Linked DNA regions of Homo sapiens: all the other regions are linked to region 4. The links are chromatin contacts, found by Hi-C or POLR2A ChIA-PET in ENCODE. All regions are on one chromosome and are shown on one strand. Each heading gives the region's core, a stretch centred on a gene start or an enhancer-like site at or near the end of the contact. The rest is flanking DNA. Distances are from core to core; before and after follow the strand shown. Region 1 holds the start of TBC1D2 (TBC1 domain family member 2). Region 2 holds the start of TRIM14 (tripartite motif containing 14). Region 3 overlaps AOPEP (aminopeptidase O (putative)). Region 4 holds the start of ZNF367 (zinc finger protein 367). Region 5 holds the start of XPA (XPA, DNA damage recognition and repair factor). Region 6 holds the start of TRMO (tRNA methyltransferase O). Region 7 overlaps AOPEP (aminopeptidase O (putative)).

Region 1 (3,870 bases), core at 993-3,492, 1.8 Mb after region 4:
ATCACCTTCTGATGGGCTCCCTGAGTACCAGCCTTGCCCTTCCCCTAGTTTCTTCTCTATCCAATAGTCAGACTGAGCTTTTGCTACTTGGCCTAATTTGCCAATTCCCCACCCTCGGGCCTCTGCTCTTCAACTCCATCCTTTGGGCCCCTCTGTTTTTCTGGCTCATGTGATTTGCCTGGACACTCAGGGCTGTATCATGGTTTCCTAATTTGCTCACGGTGCTCTCTTGGCCTGGAATACCTTTCTCCCTCTTGTCTGCTTGCCACCTATTTCTTCTTTCAAGCCTTGGGTGTGTCCCTCCTCCAGATGCCTTTCTGGCTAGCCCCTTCCACTTGGTGGAACTGACTCCTCCTGTCACCACACCTTCTTGCACAGACTTATCACATGTCTCTACAGAACATTTCAGGGTGCATGCAGGTTCTCCCTCAGTCTCTCCCACCAGACTTTAAGCTGTCAGAGAACCAGGGGTGGGGGTGCATTAGCTCCACACCCCGCCAAGCGCAGAGCCAGGAACAATGGAATACTATTATAAAGACCATGTGTTGAAGACCCTGCATACAGCAGTCAACCTGTGGAAGAGACACATAGACCCGGGAACCACATGACCTCGAAAATGCCTTCCCTGGCCAGGGATTCCTGAGTTTCATTATTTTAACCAAGTCCCCCAGCCTGGTCACCCGCCAAGTCCAGTCAGTAAAGGAGAACTGAACACGTGGGCATCCACAGATACCCACTTAGCTGGAGTTGGGGTTGGAGGGGTGGACAGATGGGGATGGGGTGGGGAAGGCTATCTCCTGGCACATTCTTCTCTGATGCCCATAGAACACTTAGCCCAGATCTGTCTTTCCAATTAAGTTATGGGACACCTCCTCTTGACATTAGCACTCTGACCTTGGTTCCATCACCTTGTGTGTGCATGTGTGCTTATGCAACAAAAAATTATTAAGTACTCCACTAGGTACCAGGCTGTATTCTAGGTGATGCAATTAATTCAACAATTTGTACATGCCTGTGATGTGTCAAATGCTTACAAACCACCTAGGTTCTGAGAGGTTAAGTAACTTGTCCAGGGTCACACAGCTAGTAAGTAGCAAATGTACAATTTGAATCCAAGCCCGTCTGATTTCAAAGAATGTGGCCTTTCTACTGCTTTAGGCTTTCTCAGTTACACATGATGATAAAACCTACCCCTTGCTGCTGATAGGAAAACAGGTTTAAGCATGCCTAGATGAACAATCTAGGCTGATCAGTGAAACCTAAGTGTTTATTTTCCTAATCCCTGCCAGTCTCTTCTCAGCATTCACTGACCTTGGCCAAAATATCAAGAAACGGGAATCAGAATCCTGGCCTTGAGAGAGGATTGCAAAGACCATATTTTGACTTACTTAGGTCCCAGGTAAGAAAGTTAAGGTAACTGCACTGTCAGGCACACCCAAAAGTAAAAGTTTTGATTCAGCACTGAGAGGTAGAAAGACTATGGGATTCCAAGCTACCCTACTCTCTAGACGCATGGACCTCGAGCCAGTCCTTTCATCTCCCTCTGACTCAGTTTCTTGATCCGTAAAATGGGTCTGTCTTCCCTGCCTTGTGGGAACCCAATGAGGAAATGGGTGGGAATGCACTTTGCAAAGCACAAAGTTCTTGGAACTGTCGTCACCGACACTCCAAATTTACTGTGTCCACCTCACACTCGCGCCCAGCCTTGCCCTGCGAAAAGGGGACCTCACGCCGCTGGAAAGGAGAAAGTCGTTGCAGGAATTTACCTTCAGGGTAATAACCCGGCTGGGAGTCTTGATTTCGAAGATCCCCTCCTCAGCGTCCGCCTTACAGTCAAACACTGCACTGGAGAGGTCGATGCTGTCCAAGGGATTGGCATCCTGAGCGGTCCGCGAGTAATACAGCTGACATTTCCTTTCGTCGTAGAAGAACCAGCGGGATTTCCAGCCCCGGATGGGCCCTTTGCCGCCGAACTTACTTAAATACCCACAGAGTTTCTTGGGGACCGCCTCCAGGGACCGGGCGCAGTCCCCCGATTCTTCCTCCGGAGGCGGCACCTGTGGATCCCTGGCAGACTCTTCGGACCCAGGGGCAGAGGAGCTGGACTCCGGGGCGTTCTCCCCAGCGCCCTCCATCGCTGCCAGCCGGAGACTGCGGAGGGACGAGGGGTCCGCGGGACCACCAGGGACAAATCTCGGAGACTCGGCGGGCAGCTTCCCAAAGGGAGACACCTGGGCGGGGGCGGGGCCGACGGCGAACCCGCCCCCAGGAAGCCACAGAGTCGGGACCGGGTGCGGTGCGCGCGCCTCAAAGATCGCAAACCCAGGTTACGGCGGCTGGCCACGCCCCTCCACCGCCAGGCCACGCCCCCGCAGCGCTCAGTCGGCTCCCTGCAAAGCCCAGCTGCTTCCGGCTTTTTCTCCGCGCCAGTCAGCCATCTTTACTGAGGGCAGCCGTGCTCCCTGGCTTCAGGTTAAAGGCGTGGTGGCACTGAGTTAGGTTAACCGCGGGCAGAGAAGCCTGTCCCTAGCTACACTTCCCTGGTAGTTCGCATAGTCACCTAGAAAGATAGTGCTTTCTTGCACCCGATGGGCTGCTTGTTCCCTCCCTGTGCCGCGCGGGGCACCCTCGGACGGCGCATCTCGCGGCCATTGGCTGAAAGGAAGACCGCTGGGAGGCCCATCTTCCGGCGTCGCCCGGGCAGCGCGGCTCCGGAGCTGTCTGCCACTCTTCTCCTGGTGTTCCTTCAGCCCCGTCAGTGACGCCGCGGACGGCCTTCTTATCCCTCGCCTGACAGCAGTGGCCTCCCCAGCTCTCTGTCCTGGCTCCTATTCGCCTCCTGACAGCGCTGGTTGTGTTGCTTGGGGCGCCCAGGCGCGGCCGCTGCGCTGCGGAAACCCATGCCACTCCTGGGTCATAGTTGGGTGCAGTACATTTATTTTTATTTTGTTATTGCTATTATTATTTTTAGAGACGGTCTGGCTCTGTCACCCAGGCTGGAGTGCAGTGGCGCGATCAGAGCTCACTGCAGTCTCCGCCTCCCGGTCTCAAGCCATCCTCCCGCCTCAGTCTCCCGAGTAGCTGAGACCGCAACTGCGCACCACCACACCCGGCTAATTTTTAAATTGTTTTTTGCAGAGAGGGGGGTCTTGAACTCCTGGCCTCAAGCGATTCTCCTGCCTCGGCCTCCTAAAGTGCTGGAATTACAGGCGAGAGCCACCGCGCCAGGCTGTTTTGTAAATAAGTAAAAGAATTTAGGGTTTGACTAACTTGCTCAACTTCTGCCTCATTTTACCTGTTTCCCCTTAAACTTCTCCCCTTCCCTCCTAAGGCGCATTTCTCCATTAGGGTTGCGGAGCCCAATTGCGTCCAGCTTTCTTTAGGAGCTTCTTTCTGCCTTTCTCTTGCCCTTTGTTCAGCCTTTCCTCTTACTTCATCGTCTCCCCCTCAGCCGTCGTTAACGAGACCCTCATGCACACTCAGTGATATTGACAAGAAGCAGGGTGGGGGTAAAGGCGAGGGCTCTAGAGTCTATTTGCATAATTTTCAGATTCCCACTCTGCAATACTGAGTGATTTGCTCAACCTAAAAATGGAGATAACACTTCTTCCTACCCACCCCCGACCCGCCGCCAGACAACTTTACGGTGAAGCTAATGAAATTTATGTTCACTTGCATGGGTCGCTGGGATTTGTAGTCTAACAGGTGGGGAGTTGCAACCAGGGAGCATTTCTCCTAAATGCCAGAGAGCTCTTCATTTGTTATAATTTACAATTTATTTTCTCATTCTAAATAACCATCGTCATACCTAATTTTGTGTTCATAATTTTGTAATTTTTTAAAAATCAGAAGGCCCTTAATGCTGTTTAA
Region 2 (3,995 bases), core at 261-2,760, 1.7 Mb after region 4:
ATCTATGGTCCCAGTTGGCCATCCTCAAGCTTTAGGCTTGGATAAACTCTGTACTTAATCATATTTTCTGAATCTTATTACTTCAAGTTGACAGTAGGTAGTGGGTAGGGGGATGGACAAATGGATGGGTGAGACTCTTGAGCCAGATCTGTGGAAAGCAGCCTTGTTAATTCTGAATAACAGTTTTTCAAGGAGCCATTATTATAATTACAGCCATTTCATACGTTAAAAAAAGGAAGGGTCTGGTGGCAGGGACAGGTCTTGAGCCCACGACTCCACTGGATTGTCCCCCATGATCCCCTTTTCACCTTGGAGTTCCAAGGTTGTCACAGTGTGGTGGTCTGGAGTCATGCAGTACCGGAGAAAGGCTCACGATGGGGCTGAATTCATCACAGAAGACTTCTTGGAGACAAGTGGTAGGATCAACAGCTGTCAGACATGAGGGCCTACCTCACCCAGGCTTCATGAAACCCAGAGAGAGAGAAGGATTTGAGAGAAGCCACAGAAAAAGTCAGCTGGGAAGCTGGAGCAGGAGCCCAGAGCCCCTGGGGCACTGTTAGGATTATGCATGGGTAAGGGTTCCACGGTGACAATGGCCCTGTTGGGGGCATCTGGCTAATGGAGTCCTGGGTTCAAGGCCTGCCCCTGCCTCCAGAGCCTTCCTCTTGTGGCCTATAAAATGGCTGTAATAATAATGGCTCACCCAGGGCTGCTATGAGCAGGAATGGGAGTGTCTGTGTGGCCGGGGAGGGGAGAGGAGGTAGGTAGTGACAGCTGAGGCTGCTCCCAGGGCAGTCAGGCCGTCCTCAGCTCAAAGTTCACAGGCCCTTTCTGTGGACTGCAGATTAAGTAAACCTGAGATGTCTGTGTGGCTTTCTGAGCTACACAGGGCTGTTTATTAAGAGGGAGAGTTTGTACCTCTGTTAACTAAAAGGCAGACTGTCTTCCAGCCCAATGGCAGTGTGGCGGATCGGCCATGGTGGACACGGTCAAGGACATCTGGGTACCAGCCTGGGCTCCCAACCTCTCACTCCTAAACCCACCTTTTCTGAAGCTCAACTGATGGCTTTGGCTCGCCTTTGCCCTTCCTTGGGTCTCAGGCTCCCGCTCTGAACTTTCGGTCGACCGCTTAGACGCCCTCTGGGGCACCTTTGGTTTCCAGGTTGTAACCCGCCACTGGCCACGGCCAGGCACGCCCCCTCCTCGGCCGTTATGCCTGGGCTGGCTCCCCCAACTCCCGCGCGGCGAACCCCGTCCCCATCGTCCCCACCTGCACGTGCACCGCTGCCTCCAGCGCCAGGCCCACAGGGTGGCCACGGTGCGCGCCCAGCACCGGGCAAAGCGCGCACACGCAGCGGCGGCAGCGGCGACAGAAGAGCTCAGCCACGCGGTCGCCATGCTCCGGGCAGCGCCAGCCGCATCCCTCGACAAGCTCCGACCTCCCAGGGGTCCGGCTCCCGGTCGCCGCGCCCGCCATTCATCTCCACCTCCTCCGGCTCCCCGGGACACAGGGCGGGGCTCCCAAGGGAAACCGAAACCTCGGCCGTGGGCGGGGCGGCTCCAGGCCGGCCGGCCGACCCCTAGGAGGATGACAGCCCGCCGGGAGCAGCGTCGGGCCTCGGAGCATCCTCCGACCAGCAGGGTGCTCCCTCTGCCCGCCCAGGCCGGGAGGTGGTCCCACCAGAAATGGGAAGCTCCTAATGAGCCAGCTAGGAGAGGGTGGGCTTCCTGCTTAATGACGCTGTTCCAGTAACGCCCAGAAAACTGCAGCCCTGATGATGGGACCAAAGTTGGCTGTGACCTTCCGGGGGTGCTCCTCTCACTTTCCCTTGATCCTCTCTTGCCCTTTTCCCCGGAAAGATAATCATTCCCACAACTGTAAGATACCTTCATCAACCTCAAATAAGGACACAGAGATTCTCCAATTGAGTTTATTTCGGACTGAGCAGAAGGATTGCAATTCGGGAATAAATGTGCCATGGCACCCAAGGGGTGGGGACGCGGAGTACTCAGGGAGGCAAAGGAAAGCAGAGGCTTTTAAAGGCAAAACGAGGAGGATTGCATATACTGTTTTTTTTGTTTGTTTGTTTGTTTTTGTTTTTTTTTTTTTTTTTTTTTTTTGGAGACGGAGTCTCGGTCTGTCGCCCAGGCTGGAGTGCAGTGGCGCCATCTCTGCTCACTGCAAGCTCCGCCTCCCGGGTTCACGCCATTCTCCTGCTTCAGCCTCCCGAGTAGCTGGAACTACAGGCGCCCGCCACCACGCCCGGCTAATTTTTTGTATTTTTAGTAGAAAAGGGGTTTCACTGTTTTAGCCAGGATGGTCTCGATCTCCTGACCCCGTGATCTGCCCGCCTCGGCCTCCCAAAGTGCTGGGATTACAGGCGTGATCCACCGCGCCCGGCCAGATCGTTTTAAAATAATAATACTTGGTTACAAGAATTAATACAGGTGGCTTCAGTCCAAAAGTTGAACAGGCAGTTGCTGGGCAGATGTCCTCATATCATGGCTTTTGTGCAAGGTTGTGGTTCTTTGTGCAAGGTTGCAGTTTGGTGGAATCTTTTGCAATAATAGTTCCTGTTACCAGGCAAATCGTTGATGAGGGCCCCCCACTTCATGGCCTCCCAGCACCATTTAGTTTGTTTGAGACAGGATCTCGCTCTGTTGCCCAGGCTGGAGTGCAATAGTGCGATCATAGCTCACTGCAGCCTCTAACTCCTGGGCTCAAGTGATCTTCCCACCTCATCTCTGGAGTAGCTGGGACTACAGGAGCACCATTTAGTTTGGTTTTGATGTAAGTGACTCTGTTTTGGTACTGACAACTTTCACACACACACCACCACCCCAAATTCCAGTTGCCCCCCCAGGCTCAAGTCTAGACTTCCACTTATAAAGCCCTCAGCTCTTTCTTAAGATCCTTGGTCTCCGCCCTGCCTATGCTCCACCCTGTGCTTTTTCAAGACTGGGGGACGTGCAGTTTACCCTGCTTGGAACATTCTTCTTCCCAAATGCCCTTTGCCCTGAGTATTCCAACTTACTCTGCAGGTTTCTACCTTACTATCTTTTCCTCCAGGAAGCCTTCCCTCCTTCTCCTTCCAGAACAGCCTATGCTTTCCCTATCCTGGCCCTCCCCATTCCCGCAGCCATGACTGAAAACTGGAGAGGGCAAAGACTGTCTGTTCTGCCTGTTTTCCAGCTTGGTGTCTGACTCCAAGAGTAGATAGTTAATTGGTATTTGTGGAACAAATCAAGAAAAGGAAAGCTCCTTGTAGTAAAATGGCCAGATGTTTATTATTTTGTTACATTATTTCCATTGCATATTCCACATCTATTTATTTTCACTTTTATTTATTATCATTATTTTTCACAAAGGTACAAGGAATTTCAGAAACAACATTAAAACAATCATTCAAACTGTTTCAGGCACGGTTTCAATTAAAAGCATAGATTTGATTTCTGACTTCCTGTTTCCTTCTATGATACAATCTCAAGTTTTGTTTCAGGAAGCACAATTATTGTAGCGTTAAGGTGGATACCTGCCAAAGCTCATCTCCTAGTGCTGTCCTCATTCTCAGAAAGTTCCTGAGTCAACAGAAAGGGGACGCCCAGGGTATGGAATAAGGAGATGAGAGCATGCTCTGCCAACTGGCTGGGACCTGAATGTGCTAGGCAAGTTCCACTACATCAGCTCAAGAACATAAACAAAAATGTAATTTAAAAAACAGATGGTTTAAAAAAATATCTGATAAAAATTACCTATCCCTCTCCCTTGCTGTGAAATAATTTAAATAATTTATTCTAGATGTAAAAATAATAATACAAAAAAGTTTGTTCAAAGACACCTGTGTCCTGTTTGTTAAGTGTGCAGTCTGGGTCCCTTGGGGTGGAGGGAGCTGGCCAAGGAATGGCATTGTGCAGAGGCATACCGGGAAGCTCTCTGGATGCAACCCCACCTCTACCGCTTGGCAGTCAATGACCTTGGCATGATGTTTCTTCAC
Region 3 (4,133 bases), core at 137-2,636, 1.6 Mb before region 4:
TTTTTCCTTGTATTTGAATTTCAAGAATCTCTTGCAACTTATTTCAGAGTGGTTTTCTGTGAAGAGCACTGAAGTTAAAAAACCATGTGCTGTGTAGTTCTGCTTCATGGCTCAGCTGTTCACATGCATCTTCACCCTTCATCCCACTGGGAAAATTGAGGGGAAAAAAATGACTATAGTGTGGCCGATGACAGGTGACAGATTGTTTGAGCTTTTCCCCACCTGTTCTATACCAGATAATCTTGATAATTTGGTTATTGTTTATTTATTCTTGCAATAAATATTTATCAAGCGTATACTGTGTGCCAGATAGTACTTACGATGCAAAGCCTACAAGGGTGAACGAGATAGAGGAGGCCTCTGTCCTTATGAAATGGACATTCTAGTCAGGGGAGAAAATTAGTGTACGTGAAACAAGTAATTAAGATGTATGCTATGAAGAAAATAAAATCAAGTAAGTGTCACAGTGGGAGAATCAATAGCATCGTTAGGGTGAGAGGGAAAAGCTTCCTTAAAGGGTGACATTTGGGCTAAGACTGAAGAATAAAAAGGAATCAGCTTTGTGACCATCTGGTGGAAAAGCACTCCGGTCCACAGGCCTCAAGGTGGGAACCACTCTCATGGGTTGGAGGAGTAGAATGAAGGCCAGGATGGTGGCAGGTCAGTGAGGTCTTAAAATGGCTTTCCTTAGCCCCGTTCTTAGTGAGCTTGGGTGCCAGGAGCAAGTGAGTCACTAAGAAATGGCAAGATTAAGTCAGGTCCATCATTCTAGGCAGACGGGTTATGGGAAGAGATCAAATTTTTTTTTTTTTTTCTTGGGACCGTAGATACCTATACCATCTCCCGACTGGCTAATGAGAACCTGATTGGCTTAGCAGCTGCTGTTCTTGAGCAGAATTCTCCATGGCTGAAGCTATCAGAACACCTGGCACCCAGACGGGCAACCGTCCCTTTGTAGAGAAGGGAGAAGTCTCAGATCACCACGTTTTCTTCCCCTGGCAGCTGTTGATTGATTCTTTGCAAGGGTTTTTGACATCGTTGGTCACAGAGAGGGAAGCTGTGTCTCATCCTAGTTTTATTTGCTCATCCTAGTTTGAAAGGTTTTTTGTTTTTTGTTTTTTGTTTTTTTTTTTAAAAAAAGCAACAACAACTGAATGAAAATAGGATTGACAATTAAAGACCATAGAAAAAATTATCAATTATTAAAATCTTCACAACATGCTTCACTATGAGGAAAAACTATAAAGCTCCCTATTACACAAGGCTTATTCTTAAAAGGTTTGATTGTGCAATAAAAGACTTCTGAATGTTTATACTAGTTCCTGACTATTGCATGCACAATTTTCTTAAGTACCTCAATTTGCAAATAAACGGTATGCACGTACATGCCCAAGAATGAATGTAACCAGCCTTTTCCTCCACTCCCTCCTCCCGGGTTAGACAGGGTGTTGTCCTGTTTATTCTTATCTCCCAGCCAATGTGTAATAGAATAAGCAAAACATAACATGCTGGTACAAAGGGCCTGTTGTTTTCAGCTTTCTAATTATGCTCCTTTCTGCTGGGGAAGGAAGCAGTCATAAATTTCTGTCATTATCTTAAGTAGCAAGGTTTCACAGCTTTGAGAATTTTTCTTTGTTTGTTCTTTGTTGGCTTTACTTGAATTTTTGATCCCTCAAACCAAAACCACCCTACTTTTAAACAATCCTTCTTTAGATTTCAGGGGATGTGACCCCCTGATTTCAAGGCAAGATGCAGCCATAGTGATTCTTTGCCTCAGGAATCAGATTTTGAGCCTTAAATTAGTATGCCTTTGAATTCACCATGGCTGCCAACTTCTCTACTTTCTCCGATGTGCTGCATATTTTTGTTTTGTGTGTGGGTTTTGTTTCTTGTTATTGTTGTCGTTTCTTTCTCAGATTTTAATAAATTCTCAATTTTCTTTCTGCATGGATTGTTTTTTAAAAAGATGTTGAATGGGCATTTCTTTCCCCTGTTGTGTGGTATAACTCTTCTCTGCTTTTTCAAACAGGTGGGTGTGAATGATAGAAAGCAGCTCATACCATCCTTTTTTTCTGTAAAATTTTAATCCCTTGTTTACTGGCAACCCTGCTGTTGCTGTAGAGATGAACAAACAGAATGAGTTGTGAGCTGTGAGGCACATGCAAGGTGATTTATGCCCATGTGTGCTTCCCCTTTGTTGCTTTCTTTGTGTTCACTTTCTCCATTTTCTCTTTTATTTCAATTATCCTTCTTGAGAAAATTATTTGACTTTATTTGCGTCCTATGTTATAGGTAGGGGCTTTCCCCTTCTAATGTGTTCTGGTTCTTTCATTTTTGTGTTCCTGAAATAGTAACTGGTATTCATAAAGTGATGTTCTTCTGGGACCCTGAAAGCCCTTGGCCAGGATTATTTTGTTCGTCTTGACAATACCACTTTGTACTAAGCAAGGTAGGTAGTGAGAATGTGTGTGTATGTTCCATTTTTTACAGAGCGGGTATTAAGAGGATATATAATGTCCCAAAGTCACTTAGAAGCAGGAAGTCAGGGAGACAAGTAAAATGGCCTCATCTTGTGATGGCTGTCAAGAGTCTGGTGGTCCAGACTTAGGCAAGGCTGATGTGTAACTGTTTCTAAGGCAGTGAGTGCTTGATTTAGGGTCTCCACACAGAAACCATACTGACCCTGTGAGTGAAGATATCATTGAAGATCAGCATTCACTGTGGGCTGGCTTTGAGGCAGCCATAGAATCTGGATACCAGGCAAATTCCTGGATCACATGAGTTCTTGGGGGCCAGGCTCTCTCTCTTCTGTTGGAGCAACAGGCAGAGTGAACTCACAGCTTTTGGGTTAACTAGAATCTTCTTTTTGCCATTAAACAGCTGTGTTGCTTGTCAGATCGAGAAGTAGCATCTTATCATCATTATACCATGATTCTTCACCCTCTGAAAGATTATGCTTAAGTGTTTGGTTTTCTTTGAACTGTTCTCCCCACACAAAGACTGACAGTCCTACCTTCAGAGAACACTGCTGGGGCCATCCTTCAAGAGAAATTGTCAGGCCTTTGAAAGGCCTTCCTGAAGCAATCATTCCTCTACCTGCGTTTGTAATCTCTCTATTGATGTCATCCTAGGTTCCTAATGTCTTCCAGTCCTTGAGCCTGAGACGGCCAGTCAGCACCACCTTGCCATTTTTTCCATTGCAAAGAAAAGGCTTTTTCCCCCGCCTTGCCACTTATTTCTTTACCGAAGCATCATTACTGAATAGAACATACACACTCCCTGGGTGAAAAAGAACAATGGAGTTCAGTGCACAAAGTTACCTAACTTGGGATATTCCCAATCTTGCAAGCTCTTTCTCCTTATACCACTACACAGAGTGAGCAAATACTACCAGCTTCTGTACTGCTGATGTATGCATGTGGTCATGGAGCTATGTAAGTATTTCTTTTAAGGGTAGATTTCTTTTAGGGAAAACACCAACTCTGGAAAGTCCTCAGGCAAAGTACAATGTGTGAACAGCTCTGCTGGAGGGAATATTGCCAAGATGCAGCTGGAGCCCACCTCTGCGCCATAGAGGCCTGTTTGCATAAAGTGGGTGAGAAATTGCCTTGTCTCTACATTTCACCCCTAATAAGTAATTGGAAGAGTGTCTCAGCCACCTTTTCTTTTTTCTTTCTTTTTTTTTTTTTTTGAGACGGAGTCTCACTCTGTTGCCCAGGCTGGAGTGCAGTGGTGCAATCTTGGCTCACTGCCACCTATGCCTCCCAGGTTTAGGCAGTTCTGCCTCAGCCTCCTGAGTAGCAGGGGCTACAGGTGCACGCTGCTTCGCCTGGCTAATTTTTTGTATTTTAATAGACACGGGGTTTCACCATGTTGCCCAGGCTGGTCACGAACTCCTGAGCTCAGGCAGTCCACCTGCCTCGGCCTCCTGAAGTGCTGGGATTACAGGCGTGAGCCACCGTGCCCAGCCTCAGCTTTTCTTTAAGAGAAGTTTAACATTATTATATTAAAATGCCACAGATGTGAGGGGGATGCCCCCTTCAAAAATGGATTACTTTTTTTTAAAAAAAATTGAATACCAAGTGGGAGTTGAGGTACATTGCACAAATCCGCCCTGATTTAACCCCAGAGTG
Region 4 (3,835 bases), core at 451-2,950:
AATGGAACCTGGATATTACCCTTCTGTTAGCACCATTCATTCATTACACAAATATTTTTTGAGCACCTTTATTGAGCATTTACAGAATGTAAGGTAGTAAAGTCATATAGTCTTCTAGATAGAAATACTCCTGGCTCACCTGGAGCTTACAGTCTACAGAGTTCAGTATAAGTCAGCAGAAAGTCACCCCAAACACATGCAGGACTAAAAGCCACAAAACCTCGACCTAGTCCCCGCTCTTCCACTACTGAGCTGTGCCATCGTGGGAAGGTCGCCTCACTAATCACTGTAAGCCCCAGCTGCCTGATCTGTAAAATAGGTTTGAACCAGTGGTAACGACCTTCCCAGCTTTAAGCAGTCGGAGACTGCAAGCAATTTTAGCGTCCCATTCCACTATGTGCTCTCAACACCTAGCAAGTAGTATGCTGGATAAATGAAAGGCAGCGAAGGCACAACTTCAGCCGCAGAACAGGCCCAGAAGTCCTTTCTTGCTCTTCGGCTGTCTCTGCAGGGCATCTTTTAACAGGGCGAGGGCGATCTGCAGTAATGGAGCAAACACTGTGCGCTCCCTGCCCTCTCGCAGTCGGTGGAACAACTCAAGGCCCTCATCCCTCTCGTTTCCTCTCGGAACTGAGGACTCGGCAGCCCGCCGGGAGGATGTCAGTGGCCGTTGACCCGGCCTCCCCAGCGACCCCGGGCCGCGCTCCCGCCCACTGCACCTGCCGCAAGGACGGTCTCCCGCGCCGCTCCCGCCTGTCACGTGACAGGCCCCCCCCGACTGGGGCCGGTTTTTGGCGCGCGGCAGTGACGTCAGCATCCTGTCAGCCGCAGCCCCCGCCGTAGCCGGATCGACCTCGCGTTTTCAACTCCGCCCCGCCCGCCGCACCGTTAACGGGCCCCGGCTGCCCCACGTCCCGCCCGCCCGCCCGCCCGCGCCGCTCACCTTGAGGTGGCCGCTGTCTGGGCTGCTCGCTTCCTCCTCGTCCTCACCTCCCGAGGCGGCGGCGGAGGCCGAGGCGGCGGGCGGGGGCGCGCCCCGGCCACGAAGCCCCGAGTGCTCGGCGGCTGCGGCTGCAGGCAGGGCGGCCGAGGCGGCGGCCCCCGCGGCCCCAGGGCTGAGCGTCACGTTGTGTGCGTTCTCGCCCCAGCGCCACGGGTACACCATGAAGTCGCTGAAGCCGGGGCTGGTGGGGATGAGCGGCGGCGGCGGCTCCGGCTCCCCTCCACCGCCGCACGTTGGCTTGATCGGGGTCGTCCTGATGACCGACACCAGCACCCGCTTCGGGGAGTCGTGGCAGAAGATGACGGGCGGCGGCGGCGGCGGCGGGTTCTCCGCCATGGGCGCCTCGAAGCCCCGGATCATCGCCCGGCCCGACCCCCAGCTCCGGCGGCCCCGGGCCGCACTCCTGAGCACCGCTCTGCCCCTCACTCGCTCTGCTCCGAGTCGCAGGCTCAGTCCTGCCGGCTCATGGCAGACTGACGTTTCCCGGAATCCTGCGCAGCAGCCACCTAACTAGTTGAGCAGACGGCACCGGCGGGCAGGGCTGGACCCCAGCCCCAGGTCAAGCGCGCCCTCCGCTCTTTGTACTCCGCAGCGCAGGCTGCAGGGGTGGGAAGCAGCGGGCGGCCCGGCCCTTGCGGTGACAGGAAAGCAGGACGCGCGGCGCTGAGCCCCCAAAAATAACAACCTGCCGCCGCGGTGCCTGCCCCGGCTTTTCCCGCGTTACATTTCGCGCCTGGGCGGAACCAGTCACCGCGAGGCCGCTGCCCGCTGGCCGCACCGGCGAGTGACAGGCGGCGCGAGCCAATGGCCAGGCCTGGCCTTCTTTCCAGCCGGCCGGGGCGGGGCCGGGTCTGCGCGCGGGTCCTTCCCACCTCGCCATTGGCCGCCGCTCTTATATTTTTTTCTGTCTGGAGGGCCAACAGCGTTCGAAACTCCAGTGGAGCGCGCGGCGTCTCCACTCGCCCGGACACACCCGCCTGCCGCCCCGCCCCGCCGTCCCTCCGCGTGGTTAGTCCGGGCCAGGGAGACAAGGGCGGCGGGGAGGGCGGCAAGAGGGCGGCTGATTGGACAGCGGCGGGGCGGGGTCGGGGGGGGTGGTGATCGTTGGGCGGTGGAGGCGCGCGCCCCGCTCGGCCCCGCCCGCCGTTGGTTGTTGGGCCGCGGTTCCCGCGCGCAGGGAGTTTAAAGGGCTGGGGCCCCGCCGCCCGCCCCGCCCTCGGTCCCACCACCCGCCCGGCGGCTGGAGTCTCTGCTGCCCGAGGTCCTGATGGGCACCCGGCGTGCCTGGTTTCTTAATCGAGTTCCGTCTGCTCAGCTGTTGCACGCTCTGTGAACCAGCCCTGTCAGCACCGCCCTGACTCCTCCGGGCCGATTGTGGGCCTCCGGTTCCCCATCTGTGGAAAGGGGAGAGTCCAGGAAGTGGCCTCCGAAGTCCCTGCGGGCCGCTCGCGGCGCGGAGGCCACAAGAGCCGGGCGAGAGTAGACACTCTCACCCTGGACTGATGCCCCGAAGTTGCCTCGGGGATCTCCCCACCCCGGCGACCCCGCTCTACCGAGCGGCTGCTCCGGGAGTCGGGGCAGCGCCCTACTTTGCTCGGCCCCCACCTGCCCCGGCCGCGTCCTAGTACTCGCGCCGGGACGCGCGGAGCCCCAACGTCCTCTGCCCGCCCCGCCCCAGCCCCGCCTGGCTGGCGCCGACCGCGGCCCGGGTGGGGCTCGCAGGCTGCAGAGGAAGGACCGGGCGGAGGGGTTGCCCGGCTTCCTACCCGCTAGATGTGGCCTGGGGAGCTGCGTTTTGTTCTTGGGAATACAGATTCCCAGGCACCGCCTGATTCGCGGTAGGGGCTCAATAAATATTTGCTGAATGGATGAATGAATATCCATTGGTTAAGGGTTAGGATTGGTAATTAAGTTAGAACACGACTGTATAATAACAGATAACTAAGCTGAATAGCTTTTCTCTCTGTGAAAGACACACAAATGCACAGCTATGACTAAATTAAGCCACAATTGTTTAAAAACAAATAAAGGAAACTGTACTGATATGAACAATTTCAAAAATGTATTTTTATTTTAAAAGGCAAAACAAGCAATAGTGTGATTTTATGTAAAATTGTTAAAGTGGGGAAAATACGTTTTTACTTTTAGACGTACATAAAATATCTGGCAAGATGCAAAAGAAACATGGATCATGGAGGGAAATTGTGTGGCTGGGAACAGAAGTGAAAAGATTTCAAGAAATACAATATATAACTATCTTTTGAACTTTGAACCAAGTGAAAGTATCCTTTTAAGAAATGAAACAGTATATAGCCTCCATTTTCTGGAGGCCTACTACAAAAATAGCATATATGTACTGATACACAATAATACATATGGATGTTTCACAGTTCACTCAACAATTGGGTAAGGAAGATATTTTTCCCATTTTATAAATGAGAAAAGTTGAGGCTTGTACAAGATTACATAATAAATCCTTTGGAAGAATAAGTCTGTACTGCCTGTGGATTATATTCAGTGTCTGCTGAGCAAAAGGAGGAAAAGGCTGAAAAATGGGACTCACACATTTCTCGGTCCCGTTTCTCATATTCCAAAACTTTCAGGGTTTAGGGGCAAATTTCATATTGTAATGGTTGATCTAGAAAGTTGAAAGTTCAGCCCTACTTTCACCTAATTTAGTAAACATACATTTTGTTTTTACAGTTTAATACCAAAAAACATATTTTTCTGAATCAGTTGGAAGGGAAATGTTATCCATCTGTTTTATACTTGACAAGTAGTGTAAAGAAAAAAGTGATCTATCCATCATGGACACTCGAATTAGGGGTTGAG
Region 5 (4,050 bases), core at 914-3,413, 1.3 Mb after region 4:
TAAAATTCAGATGAGTACATTTTACAGTATGTTACACCTCCATTTATTAAGACAGATTAATATGTTTTATTCTGCTACAGTCACTCCCCTTCTCTGGCCTCAATTTCTCCCTCTATTAAATGAAAGGATTAGATTATAAACTTGTTTCCACTGTTAACAGCAATTCTCACACTATAATGCCTGTTCATCTCTCTGTATCCCTTCATTAGACTGAGTGCCTTTACTTGTATACTTCTGACAAATAGTAAACATTCCATGAGTACCAACTGGATGGATAGAAATGAATGAACCTACCAGAATATGTAATATAAATAGCAAAGTAAATGAATGGAATGACAGTAAACACAATGAGAATTAAGAAGAGGGAAAGCTGGAGTAGTCGAGCCCATGACTTGAGCAGGATCCTAAACAATGCTAACTCATGCCCAAAACAAAGTCCGATTTCTCTCTGCTGCTATGCCTTGCTGTTTCCCCAGGACCTTAGCACCACTCTTCGTATTCTAAGCAAGTTTTTTCAGTCTTTCATGGCATATGTCATGGCACACAGAGAAAAAGAAAATTGTATAGTACCATGAAATAAAAGTGTCACAAAGATAAAAATCTCAGCACTTACCTAACTCTTGAAACATGGTGGGTTGTACACAATGCTACAATACAGTTCAGTTCTTGGGGAACTGCCTAAGAAATCTTAAAGAATGTTCATTCTACCTTGCTTTCCATGATCAAAAGTTTAATTTAATGTCAGTTTTTGCTATTTTGCACCTTCCGTTCCACAGCCATGTCGTAGACCTGGAAACCTTTATGGAATCATGACTATGAATTAATCAGTGCAAATGAACTTTCTGTCTGACTCTAGCGTGCCTCAAGTTTAGAAAGGAATAAAAGGTAACCACTATAAAGTAGAAAGGATGAGACCAGTACCATCAAAAGTAGCTGGAATTTGCAGTTTCGGTGTTAGTATGAACATCAAGACATGCTGCCAGCCTCAGACTCTTCTCACTCTCACTACATCTGGCTGATAAAAAAGAGTAATACAGCTCTAAACTGTGCTCGACAAAGGGCAGTATAGAGCTTTAGGAACACATGTACTTCATGTTATAGAGGCAGCCCTGAAGAACTGCCTGTCAACCAAACTATATTTTAAGTATCCTGTTAAAGATTATTAGTTGACCCCAGTGGCAAATTCTATAAGAGAATAATCTGCAATGAGAGATCAGTCCTTAATTTACTTCAATCAATAAACACGTTTTGAGCAACTAGTTTTTGCCAAGAAATCGCAGAGGTCACATGTCCAAGAAATAGACTCATGGAATCTATGGATTAGAATCTTAAAGGTTTACTATCCAGTCCCTTCTTCTGATTGCTGAGTAGGAGATTCTGATTGCTGAATCTCCTCTCCTCCACATAAGTAAGCGTTCTTCCAGTTCCTATTTGAGCGCTTCTAGTAACGGGAAGCTCATGAGAAGCAATCCATTGCACTTTTGGCAACTCTAATTGTTGAAAGCTCTCCCTAACAAACACCAAGATCTGCCTCTTCCATCAACTAGTTCTAGGTATAGAGGCCAGAATCAAGAACTAGTCTAACTCCTCTTTCCGGGACAGCTGAGGCCCTGACACCTGGCAGTGGCTGACACCTCCCGGCCGGGGCGGCTGCATCCCTAAACGAAAAATCGAAGCTGCCAGCAGCCGAGGTGCAGCGAAGAAGGCCCGGGGCTGGGGGTCAGGAGGCCCGCGTGCGACAGAGGAACGCTCTGTGGTCGTGGACAGGACGCTTTGACAAGGCGGCTGGCTGGGCGGATTCCCTCTCCGACTCGGGGAGAATCTGCACACATACGCCAGCGGAGTTGACGCGACCCCCGGGCCCCGGGACTCGGCTTGCACGAGCCAGTCTGGGGACCGGGGAGGCGGGGAGAGGGAAGGGGAAAGCGCGGACGCGGCCCAAACCTCCAGTAGCCGCAGCCGCCGTCGCCGAGTAGGGCCGGGCAGCCAGCCGGGCCTGGCGCAGCATCAGTGCCCGCTGCCGCTTCCGCTCGATACTCGCCCGCACCGAGGCAGGCAGCTCCGCGGGTTGCTCTAAAGCCGCCGCCTCCGGCAAAGCCCCGTCGGCCGCCGCCATCTCTGGCCCACTCCGAGGACCTAGCTCCCAGCTCCACGCACGCGCACTGCACGCCGAGGCGAGCCAGCCGCCCTGCACCGCCTCTGCGCTCCCCGCACCCAGCGGCCTTTCTGAGTGAGAGCGCCTGCGCAGTTAAGGGGCTCGGGGTGGCCTGCCCGGGCGCTGGGCGGAGTCTGGGTATGCGCGGACACGGAGTACCCGCCTAACTACCTGCTCTCTTGTCATCCGGGAGAAGGGTCCGTGCTGAGATCATATCTCACGACCTGGTCACCTTTAAAATAGGTCTCGCTTGGTGATTCAGAGTATAGGCTTTGGAGTCAGGCCTGGGTTAAGTCTGAGCTCTTGACAGTTAAAGTCTGTGTGACCTTGGGCAAGTTATTTAACCAGAGTTCAGTTTCTTCAGTGGTAAAATGAGGATAATTATGGAACCATTTACCGAGTCTTTGGGAGGATTAGATTGCCAGGACAATAACCTGGCACGTAGAAGACCTCAAAAAATGGTAACAGTGAGTAGTAGTAGTGCCAGTCATAGAGCCCAACAGATGATAGTCCTGATTTTATGTTGGATACACGGCCTAGAGACACAGCCTTAGATTTAAAATGAGAAGACCTGGGTTGAAACTCCCAGTTAACTTGCTGTGTGACCTCAGGCAAATGCAGGACTTGCTCCAAGGCTGATATGCATAAGGTTGGCTATCTTTCCCATGGAATATTCCTTCAGTGAGGATGAGCTACTGCCAGGTAGACAGTGGGTTTGGATCTGGGCCAAATATCCTGACTTCCCAAAAGTGTGGCTAGTGTAACAAAAGAAACATAGCAGGCTTTCCCAAAAATGTATGCTTTCCCTTTGTTACAAATAATGCTTAATTGAAACCAGAAAACATTAACTTCTAATTACTACATGTACCATTTAGGACTGGCTTTTAGAAAGACAACCTCACACACTGATGTTTCCCACTAATGTTCAATGGTTAACCTTTCAGAAACACAATTCAGTGTTCTAATTTATCGGTCATATATACATAAAGCTGCAAAACCTCGTATAAAGCAGTTACCTGCTGAAATCTTAGGTTGAATTGGAGATAGAATCTCAAGCCATCCCCATCTCCCTTCCCCTCAGATCCTTCTTTCTCCCTACCCATCAATCTTGCCCAGGTGAAACTATTTCAAATTCCATAACATCAAAAGCACAAGCAACAAAAGAAAAAAAGCTGGACTTCATTAAAATTAAAAACTAGGCTGGGCACAGTGGTTCACACCTGTAATCTCAACAGTTTGGGAGGCCAAGGCAGGAGGATGACTTGAGGTCATGAGTTCAAGACAAGCTGAGGCAACACAGTGAGACCCTGTCACTATTAAAAAATAATAATAATTGGCAAGGTGCAGTGGCTCATGTCTGTAATCCCAGCCCTTTGGGAGGCCAACACAGGAGGATTGCTTGAGACCAGGAGTTCAAGACCAACCTGGGCAATGTAACAAGAACCCATCTCAGGAGGTCAAGGCTGCAGTGAGCTGTGATGGCACCACTACACTCCAGCCTGGGCAACACAATAACATCTTGTCTCAAAAAAAAATTAAAGTCGTCGGCAAAGCCTGAGTCCTGTCCTCTCACTCTCCTCCCTGGACAGCATAAGCTTCACCACTCGCTCCACCTTCTCCACCAACTACCGGTCCCTGGGTTCTGTCCAGGCACCCAGCTACGGTGTCCGGCTGGTCAGCAGCATAGCCAGCGTCTGTACAGGCACGGGGGCTCTGGTTCCCGGATCTCCATGTCCCGCTCCACCAGCTACCTGAGCAGCATGGGTTCCGGGGGCCTGGCCGCGGGGATGGCCAGGGGTCTGGCAGGAATGAGAGGCATCCAGAACAAGAAGGAGACCGTGCAAAACCTGAACAACTGCCTGGCCTCCTACCTGGACAGAATGAGGAGCCTGGAG
Region 6 (3,903 bases), core at 1,090-3,589, 1.5 Mb after region 4:
CACTGTGCTAAGGACTTGGGGTACAAATATGAACCAGTTCTCGTCCTCAAGGGTTTCCAGTACATTGACAGAGAAAGACAAGTAAATCAACAATTCTAGCTAGGTGCCTTTGCAGGGATAGAGATAAATAAGCACAGGTATGACAAAAACCAGCACAAGAACCTCATGGAAATGGGGAGAAGTGGTTCCTCAAAGGAGCATGAGAGAATTAGGACTGGTTTCAGAATGGAGAAAGGATAAAAACAACACAGGGCCACTACACTAGCTGTGTGACCATGGGAAAAACTAGCTTCTCTCTCTGAATCCGTTTTCTCATCTATAAAACAAGGGATACTACCTACTTTGGAAAGCTGTAAAAGTACTAATAAAATAGGAAAGCATCCAATAAAATAGAAGGTGCCCAGCAAGGAGTGCTTTTTAAAGTCCCTGCTCAGGCTTTTTCCTCATTTAAACATTACAACTGTATTAACTGTGTAATAAGTAAAAAGCCAGCAAGCAATCAATGTGGGGTTTTTTGTGTACAGGATTGTCTACACGTCTTGCTCTGAAAATAAGTTCAGGTCCTTTTCATTTCCACCTGTACTATTAAATTACCCTTCTTAGGCTTTCTGTCCCCACTGCAAGTTCTTCCCCTTCTCAAAATACTCTAGACGAATCCTCAACACTCCTAGAGTTTCTTGTGTTATGCTAACTCTTTAACTTTAAACTTTTCATATTCTCCACTGTTAACAGACTTTGTATTTCTTAGCCTGGTACTCAAGTTTCTTCACAATCAGAATCCAAAGGTTCCCACCTCCCTGTTCCATCCAACACTTTAGACTTCTAGCTCCCCAAACCTATACTGTGTAGACTTCTGAGCCCTGGCTTCTGCGTTTTCCTTCCTGTCAAAATATGAGACCTGTAATCGGCAGTGTGCAACAATTTTTTTTAAATAAGCACATTTGGCCAGGTAATAGCACTTCCAAGAAATTTAACAAAGTTCAAACTTTAGAATGTACACAAACATTTCGGCTTCAAGAGCTTTCTTTTAGAACAATGCAAACTGGCAATAACTTAAATGCTCAGTAACAGGAAGCTGGTTAAATTAGAGCACATATCTAAAACAAAGCGTTAGGCTGGTTGCAGTGGCTCATGCCTGTAATCCCAAAACTTTGGGAGGCTAAGGCAGGTGGATTGCTTAAGCCCAGGAGTTTGAGACCAGCCTGGGCAACACGGTGAGAGCTTGCCTCTACAAAAATTAATAATAACAAAACAAAGTGTTAATTTTTTTTTTTTTTTTTTGAGACGGAGTCTCGCTCTGTCGCCCAGGCCGGAGTGCAGTGGCGCGATCTCGGCTCACTGCAAGCCCGCCTCCCGGGTTCATGCCATTCTCCTGCCTCAGCCTCCCGAGTAGCTGGGACTACAGGAGCCCACCACCACGCCCGGCTGATTTTTTTGTATTTTTTAGTAGAGACGAGGTTTCACCGTGTTAGCCAGGATGGTCTCGATCTCCTGACCTCGTGATCCGCCCACCTCGGCCTCCCAAAGTGCTGGGATTACAGGCATGAGCCGCTGCGCCCGGCCCAAAGTGTTATAATTAACATTAACTGCCCTGTTAAGATTTTTTTTTAAATTATTTTAACGTTACTAAACAGGTCGTATAGTACCTCACTTTCCAAGTGTGTATGCAAAGAAACAAGCGTGGAAGGTAGACACCAAGATATTGACAATGGCTTTCTCTGGCAGGTTATTTTAATTTTCTTCCATTTGCTTTCCAGTTTCTAAAGCTAATATATTCCTCTATGAAAACGTGTGAGTAAAGAGAAACAAATTCATGCCTTGTCTTTCTAGGCCCAATTTAAAACTATTTTCTCCCCCAGAAACTTTCCCCCTTCTCTGTCCTCATTCCTACAGCGCAGGATGCCTCTCTATGGCATTTATTAATTCCTAACCCGCCTAACACCATCTCCCATACGCTATGGCAAGGAAACCCCTAAGAGAAAAGCCCCTACGCTGCACGTAGCTGCTCCAGCTACTGAGCCAAGACTACGCAGACAGTACAAGTCTTATAACAAAGCGGAACAAGCCAGATGACGTCATCCCGCTCGCCAAAGCACATCACGTGGTCTCCGCAGCACGTGACCCGTGCCTTCGCCGTAGGTAAAAGAATGACGCACGTCAGTTCCAGATCGTGCGTTTTACACCCCTCTCGGCAACGAAGTCCGCTGCCTGGGCCTAAACCTCTCCAGAGTGTGGCACCGCCGGTGTTGGAAGTTACCTGTCTCCAGAGCCGGCTTAACGCAGCCGCACGGGGTCGCTGTAGGCCGAGGCCCCGACTCCTCCAAGCCGCGCATGGCTACTGGTTGCTGAGGTGCCCACCCGACGCATTCAACCTTCCGCTTCCGCTCTCCATGCCTGACGCATGCGCAGTGGCCTCGCCGGCGAGGTCCCGCGAACCCAGGAGAATGTGCGCGCGCAGGGTGGCGTTGAGGGAAGCTTTGAGTTCTCCATGGGGCTTCGAACCCTATCCCGGGCGTGTGCCCCTCCGGGACCCCAATCTCGTTTATCTTACACACAGCTGCTACAGTTGCCCGCCCTCCTAGGGTAGAATGCGACTCCGGCTTCCCGCGCTTTTTGAGAGGGAACACACCTCCATGAAGAACTCGCAACTATGTCTCTCTCGAAACATTATTAAGTAACCTATACGTCCAGTATGACCCTAATTTTTAAGGGATGTGTATATGTAATTAACACAGAGCGGAAGGACTGGACGTTAAGAAATGTTAAGAATTCTCAGGCACCTGTGGTCCCAGCTACCCAGGAGATTGAGGCGGGAGGATCGCTTGAGCCCAGGAGTTTGAGGCTGCAGTGAACCGTGATCGCGCCACTGCACTCCAGCCTGGGTGACAGAGCGAGACCTCGTATCAAAAAAAAAAAAAAAAAAAAAAAAAAAAAAAAAAAAAAAATTATCCCTGGGTGGTGGGAAATTTTTCCATAATATAAGTTATGCTTTGTCAGAAACAACCCCAAATAAGTCTTATTTCAAGTGTGGTGGATGTTATAAAGGAGCCCTACTATGTGCTAGGGGTTAAGGAGTGGGAACTGTTTCTTGTGCTCCACACCTTACCGGAACTGAAGTGAGAATGGAATTATAAGAGTCAACATGCCATGTGCATTGTGGGGATTATTGTCGTTTCTGGACAGCTCTGAGAAGCTAAGAGCTAACAAGAATCATTTAATCCCATGCAATGACCAGTTGTCCTTGCAATGATAGCCTATCTTTTACCCACTTGTAATGCTGTCTCTCACCTTTAGTAAGTTTCTCTGTATATAATTCTCTTTCTGGGAGAAATTTTAAAATCTTTTATCTTTTTATCTGTTAACATCTGCAGTATAAAATATTCAAAAGCATATGAGTCACAGATTGAAAAGTCTAACAACCATGAAAAGATGTTTCCATGTCTGTCCATTTGTCATTGATTTCTGGTAGAAAATAACCAGCAGGAGGAGCCAAATAATTAAAGATTGTGGTTTAAAAAATAAGATAAAACTGATCAAATTCATATAGTGTCTTTTGGCAGGTCATTTTTACAGGACAACTTGGAAAAGGCTGCCATTTTTTTTAGGAGGGACAGCTCTGTGCAGCTGGAGAAACAAGTTTGAAAATCATTGTTTTATATATATATAGCGCGCGCGCGTGTGTGTGTATGTGTGTGTTTATAAAACTGGGCCAGAATTACTGCGCTTGCCACTAGATGGTGGTGTTGCTAAAAATGATAGTCCCGCTTTATCTGTGGAAAGACTAGATTTAAAGAGATATTTGCCCTCCTGGAGGGCATGGTAGACGTTGTTAATCACACAAAAAAATATGTAATTACCAAGTGTGACAAGTACTGAAATGCAAAGCTGATTTGAATATACTAG
Region 7 (4,060 bases), core at 1,113-3,612, 1.6 Mb before region 4:
AGATCAGGAGTTGGAGACCCGCCTGGCCAACATGGTGAAACCCTGTCTGCTGGGTGTGGTAGCGGGTGCCTGTAGTCCCAGCTACTCAGGAGGCTGAGGCAGGAGAATGGTGTGAACCCGGGAGGCGGAGCTTGCAGTGAGCCAAGATTGCAGCACTGTACTCCAGCCTGGGCGACAGAGCGAGACTCCATTTCAAAAAAAAAGAAGACCTGGAAGTGGAGGTTGCAGTGAGCTGACTGTGCCACTGCACTTCAGCCTGGGCGACAGAGTGAGACTCTGTCTCAAAGCAAAAAGACACAAGAGCTTGTTTTCCCTCTCTGTTCTTTACCATGTGAGGATGCAATGAGAAGGCAGTCATCTGCAAACCAGAAAGAGGGTCTTCAATAAGAACCTGACCGTGCTAGCATACTGATCTCACATTTCCAGCCTCCAGAAGTGTGAGAAATAAATTTCTGTTTATAAGCACCCAGTCTGTGGTACTTTGTTCTAGCAGCCTGAACTAAGGTCATCTTCAAATCTCTGTCGGCACTGTCTTCACATCCCCATGTCCTCTGTCTGCCAAATCTCCCTTTGCCTGCCTCTTACAAGGACATGTGTGATTGCATTTAGGGCCCATGCAGATAATCTAGGATAATCTGACTAACTCAAGATCCTTATTAACTTCATTACATCTGCAAAGACCCATGCTTGCTTTTCTTTTTTTCCCATAGAAGGTAACATTCACAGTTCCAGGAATTAGGATATGAATATCTTTTGGGGAGCTGTTTTTCAGCCTTTCACAGACTCTATTTGTTCCATATGAATCAAGTAAGCATCAAGGCTTACTGCCTCTTATATCTTCTCTCAGCCTATTCCATCCTGGTGTGATCTGAGTTAAGGGCATGGGCTTTGGGGTCAGCTAACCTGTGTTGGAATCTCTTCTGTGCTACTTACTTATTCTAGGTCTTGGGCATATTGCTTAAGTTCTTTATGCTTTTGTTTGCTCATCTGTAAATGACAGGCACTATTATACTCAAGTTTTCTGTAAACTAATTGATAAATAAATTCAGCAGACACTTATTTAGGGCGTCCTATGTACTGAACACTAAATTCTTCGGCTACAGTGATGAACAAATAGAGACAGTCCCTGTCTTCAAGGGGCTTATAGTCTGGTTGGGGAGATAGATAGTTATTAAACAAATATTCTCAAAAATGGAGTACGACAAACTGGTCAGTCCTGTGTGGGAGGAATGCAGGGTTAGAGGAAACACTCCTGGCAGGGCCTTGGGGCAGGTGCCTCTGAGGCAGTGATGTAGAAGCTGAAACCTGAAGGGCAGTGGAACGTGAGCCAGGCCAGGAGTAGGAAGAAGGGCATATTATACAGGAGGACAGGCTGTGATTGGAAGCAACTTGGAACTTTGGAGGACCCGAAAGAAGTGTTCATGGAATTTAGTGACCTATGGGAAGATTGGCGTGAAATGAGATTGGCAGCATCATAAGGGCGTCAGACCAAGCAGGGCCTCATATAAATCTGAGCTTCATTCTGAGCGTATTGGGAAGCCCAGCAGGTTTAAGCAGTGGCAAGGGTGGGGACGGGGTGGGCAGGTCGTGACCTGGCTTATGTTTTGACAAGATTGCTCAGGTTTCTGGTTCTAGAATGAAGCGACAGGAGTAGTGGCAGTGGAATGGTGAGATGAGATGATGTGTGGCCGCAATCCAGGCAGGAGATGAAGGTGGCTTAGACCTGGGTGGAGAGGGTGCTGGTGGGGAAAATTGGAGAGTTCCAAGATATGCTCTGGAGAATGCAGGACTTGAGAGTTTTATATGGGGAGATGATGAGGAAGAGGGAGATGTCAAGGGTGACTCCCGAGTTTCTGGCAGAAGCCGCTGGATGGATGGGTGCTCCATTGACTAATGTGGGGAGGACAGGAAGAGGAGCAGATTAGGAGAAAAGATTCTGAGTTCTCTGTACATGTCAGGTTTAAGAAGCCACTTAGCACAGTGCCTGACACAGAGCACACCATAAATAGTAGATTTTAGTAGCTTCTAATTCTGTCCATTTCAAAGTCATAATTGACCGTTGAGTCAGGAGACTTGGGTTCTAGCTCTGGCTAGTCCATGTTAGATAAATAAACCTCTTAGGGCATCAGTGTCCTCATCTACAAATTGGGGGCAGTCAGATTCGGTGCTTTTTGCGGTTTCTTTCAGCTTCAGTGTGCTGACAATGCTATGAGATTCTTTGGTCTTGACCACCTGGAATCCACTGTGGCCAGCTGGATCTGCTTCAGAGGGGCTGATGAACCAGAACTCTGCATATGGATGGCAGTTTCTGGTGGAAGCTGACGTACGGGGAGCTCTGGCCAAGGCAAATTGTGGCTCTCGAGGAGGCTTCATGACGAAGGGGAAGGATGTGGTTTGAGGGCAGCAGCAGCAGCTGCTGTCACCAAACAAGCATGAAATCCACTGAGCTTCAGATGACATTGCAACTGAGGATGGCTGTTTATTAATTGGCAAATTAATATGATGTGGGGGCATATGGAGAAATGGTGATGGGCAGAAAAGAAGATGAAGAGAGAAACATATACTGGTTCTTTCCTGTGTATTCATCTGTTACTGACACAGAGTCATCATTAGTGCCACAATGAGTATCAGGGATGGGTCATCTCCAGTTGAACTCCCTTAATTTACAGATTAAGCAACCAAGGTCAACAACGACTTCCATGACAACAGAGCCAAGCTGGCACTCAGGTCTCTTCACACCTGGCCTGTGCTTTCCTGCTCCACCAGGCTGCCAGGGGTGGTTCCCATGAGCTGTTTTAGGCCCATTTTTGGAAAAAGAGTCATTTGGTTTCATTTGTCTTAGACTAGATCCCAGAGATGTTATTTACTGTTCCCAACCCCCGATATAAAACCACTGAATGTGCAGGCCCTCTCATCAGCCAGTGCTTGACGAGTAGTACACCTGGTGCAGCCTGGATTCCACAGCCATCCTCCCTGTAACTGCATGGGTCGGGTCCTCCGTGCTTCTGTAGGACCTGCTCTTCTGAAGCACGTTCTGCGAGTGAAGGCTGCACTACGTCTTTCATGAGGCTAGACGGTGCTCTTCTTGTCCTCAGAGTTGTTTGTTGTTTGGTTGGATTTTAAAAACTCAACAACGGCTTTGTTTATGAAAAGCAGCTTACTAGGAAAGTTGCTTCATCCTGTGATCGTGGCTAGTTTGTGAGTGATTAAATTCCCTGGCCTCCTCTTTGGAAGCAATGACCAGTCATTCTGTTGGTTTATTACTATTTCACAACATAGGAAGCAGAGCACACCACCTCTACCTAACAGTTTAACTTGAAACACCTCATCAGAGTATGTGAGTGAGACTTCACATGTGCCTGTTGCATAGTAAAAAGGACGTTTCTTTCAAAGTCACTGGGCTGGCTGAGCAGGACCCCCACAGAAAAACAGTGTTCTTGGGCCTCAGGCATACCTCAGGGCGATGCTCAGGGATGTCTGAGCAATGTCAAGCCTGTTAGATGCATGGCAGGGAGGATCTGGAGCACAGATTGATCTCTCAGATGTGGGGTGAATGGGGAGGTAAATCATCCTTTAAAGGGACTCTTTTTCAAGGCTGAGAAACCATGTCCTGAGAAAAGGGAGGGCTCTGTTTCCAGAGGCCACACGTCTGGTTGACCTCCTTCCAGTCTCCTTGAACATGCTCTGTTCATTACTGAAACAGCGGTTTGCCTGCGACTGGTCCCCACCCTTGAGGATGCTCAGCCAGTTTCCACTGCATCTCCAGGTTCTGCCCCTCCTGCAAGGCCCACCTTAAGGGCCAGCGCCTCCCTGGAACCTTCTCCCAGAGTCTCCGTCCTCCCTGTTTTTGGTTTCTGGATTCCATCCCCACTTGCAATCACACTGCACAGTTTTGCACTTTGTTGCCTCATGTTGTTTCCTCTGGGTGGATGTGTTGGGAGAGAGGATAGGTGGTGCGTGTTTGTCCTTTCTCAGTGGCAAACTCACTAACTTCCTAAGGACAAGAACTCCGTCTTGGACTTCTTTATATTCTCTCATAGTGTTAGGCTTAATTCTCGGG

The links. Hi-C counts contacts between places; a loop is a spot of excess contacts on that map. ChIA-PET counts read pairs that join two places held with the same protein, here RNA polymerase II (POLR2A). Pooled maps may share reads with other maps.
Region 1: a loop to region 4 is called in a pooled map, with 20 times the contacts of the local background. The contact joins the promoter of TBC1D2 here to the promoter of ZNF367 in region 4. A Hi-C loop is called at or near these places in 2 of 37 single-sample maps with no recorded cell type and 10 of 50 pooled maps.
Region 2: a loop to region 4 is called in a pooled map, with 3 times the contacts of the local background. The contact joins the promoter of TRIM14 here to the promoter of ZNF367 in region 4. A Hi-C loop is called at or near these places in 2 of 168 maps with a recorded cell type or tissue (B cell and naive thymus-derived CD4-positive, alpha-beta T cell), 2 of 37 single-sample maps with no recorded cell type and 8 of 50 pooled maps. POLR2A ChIA-PET finds 5 or more read pairs at or near these places in 1 of 52 experiments (GM12878).
Region 3: a pooled map shows a loop between it and region 4 (5-fold over the local background). The contact joins the enhancer-like site here to the promoter of ZNF367 in region 4. A Hi-C loop is called at or near these places in 3 of 50 pooled maps.
Region 5: a loop to region 4 is called in a map of B cell, with 13 times the contacts of the local background. The contact joins the promoter of XPA here to the promoter of ZNF367 in region 4. A Hi-C loop is called at or near these places in 1 of 168 maps with a recorded cell type or tissue (B cell), 3 of 37 single-sample maps with no recorded cell type and 12 of 50 pooled maps. POLR2A ChIA-PET finds 5 or more read pairs at or near these places in 1 of 52 experiments (CD4-positive, alpha-beta T cell).
Region 6: a loop to region 4 is called in a map of B cell, with 15 times the contacts of the local background. The contact joins the promoter of TRMO here to the promoter of ZNF367 in region 4. A Hi-C loop is called at or near these places in 3 of 168 maps with a recorded cell type or tissue (B cell, CD4-positive, alpha-beta memory T cell and gastrocnemius medialis), 4 of 37 single-sample maps with no recorded cell type and 11 of 50 pooled maps.
Region 7: a map with no recorded cell type shows a loop between it and region 4 (7-fold over the local background). The contact joins the enhancer-like site here to the promoter of ZNF367 in region 4. A Hi-C loop is called at or near these places in 2 of 37 single-sample maps with no recorded cell type and 5 of 50 pooled maps.

What each region holds. Positions count from the first base shown.
Region 1 is chr9:98,253,407-98,257,276 of GRCh38, forward strand. TBC1D2 (TBC1 domain family member 2) reads right to left here and starts at 2,243. Exons shown (of 13, transcript NM_001267571.2): 1 at 1,767-2,243. The coding sequence starts at 2,135. RefSeq lists a silencer at 2,258-2,307 and an enhancer at 2,478-2,967.
Region 2 is chr9:98,117,712-98,121,706 of GRCh38, forward strand. TRIM14 (tripartite motif containing 14) reads right to left here and starts at 1,511. Exons shown (of 6, transcript NM_014788.4): 1 at 1,271-1,511. The coding sequence starts at 1,477. CORO2A (coronin 2A) reads right to left here. Exons shown (of 12, transcript NM_052820.4): 12 at 3,264-3,995. RefSeq lists an enhancer at 985-1,034 and a silencer at 1,345-1,444.
Region 3 is chr9:94,804,370-94,808,502 of GRCh38, forward strand. All of the region lies in intron 5 of AOPEP (aminopeptidase O (putative)), which reads left to right. Among named protein-coding and RNA genes, the nearest start is that of MIR2278, 3.5 kb to the right of the region's middle. Within about 2 kb of position 1,387, at least 11 of the 41 ENCODE cell types and tissues checked have a DNase peak (open chromatin) inside an H3K27ac peak, as active enhancers do.
Region 4 is chr9:96,416,670-96,420,504 of GRCh38, forward strand. ZNF367 (zinc finger protein 367) reads right to left here and starts at 1,701. Exons shown (of 5, transcript NM_153695.4): 1 at 944-1,701. The coding sequence starts at 1,363. RefSeq lists enhancers at 268-507, 1,982-2,515, 2,516-3,049, 3,566-3,835 and silencers at 868-1,107, 1,408-1,547, 1,658-2,317, 2,578-2,847.
Region 5 is chr9:97,695,177-97,699,226 of GRCh38, forward strand. XPA (XPA, DNA damage recognition and repair factor) reads right to left here and starts at 2,164. Exons shown (of 6, transcript NM_000380.4): 1 at 1,945-2,164. The coding sequence starts at 2,116. It also overlaps the pseudogene KRT18P13. RefSeq lists enhancers at 1,556-1,615, 1,626-1,675 and a silencer at 2,226-2,325.
Region 6 is chr9:97,920,161-97,924,063 of GRCh38, forward strand. TRMO (tRNA methyltransferase O) reads right to left here and starts at 2,340. Exons shown (of 5, transcript NM_016481.5): 1 at 2,258-2,340. The coding sequence starts at 2,333. RefSeq lists an enhancer at 1,943-2,392.
Region 7 is chr9:94,858,834-94,862,893 of GRCh38, forward strand. The region is part of intron 5 of AOPEP (aminopeptidase O (putative)); the gene reads left to right. Among named protein-coding and RNA genes, the nearest start is that of MIR2278, 51 kb to the left of the region's middle. RefSeq lists an enhancer at 2,355-2,404. Within about 2 kb of position 2,363, at least 16 of the 41 ENCODE cell types and tissues checked have a DNase peak (open chromatin) inside an H3K27ac peak, as active enhancers do.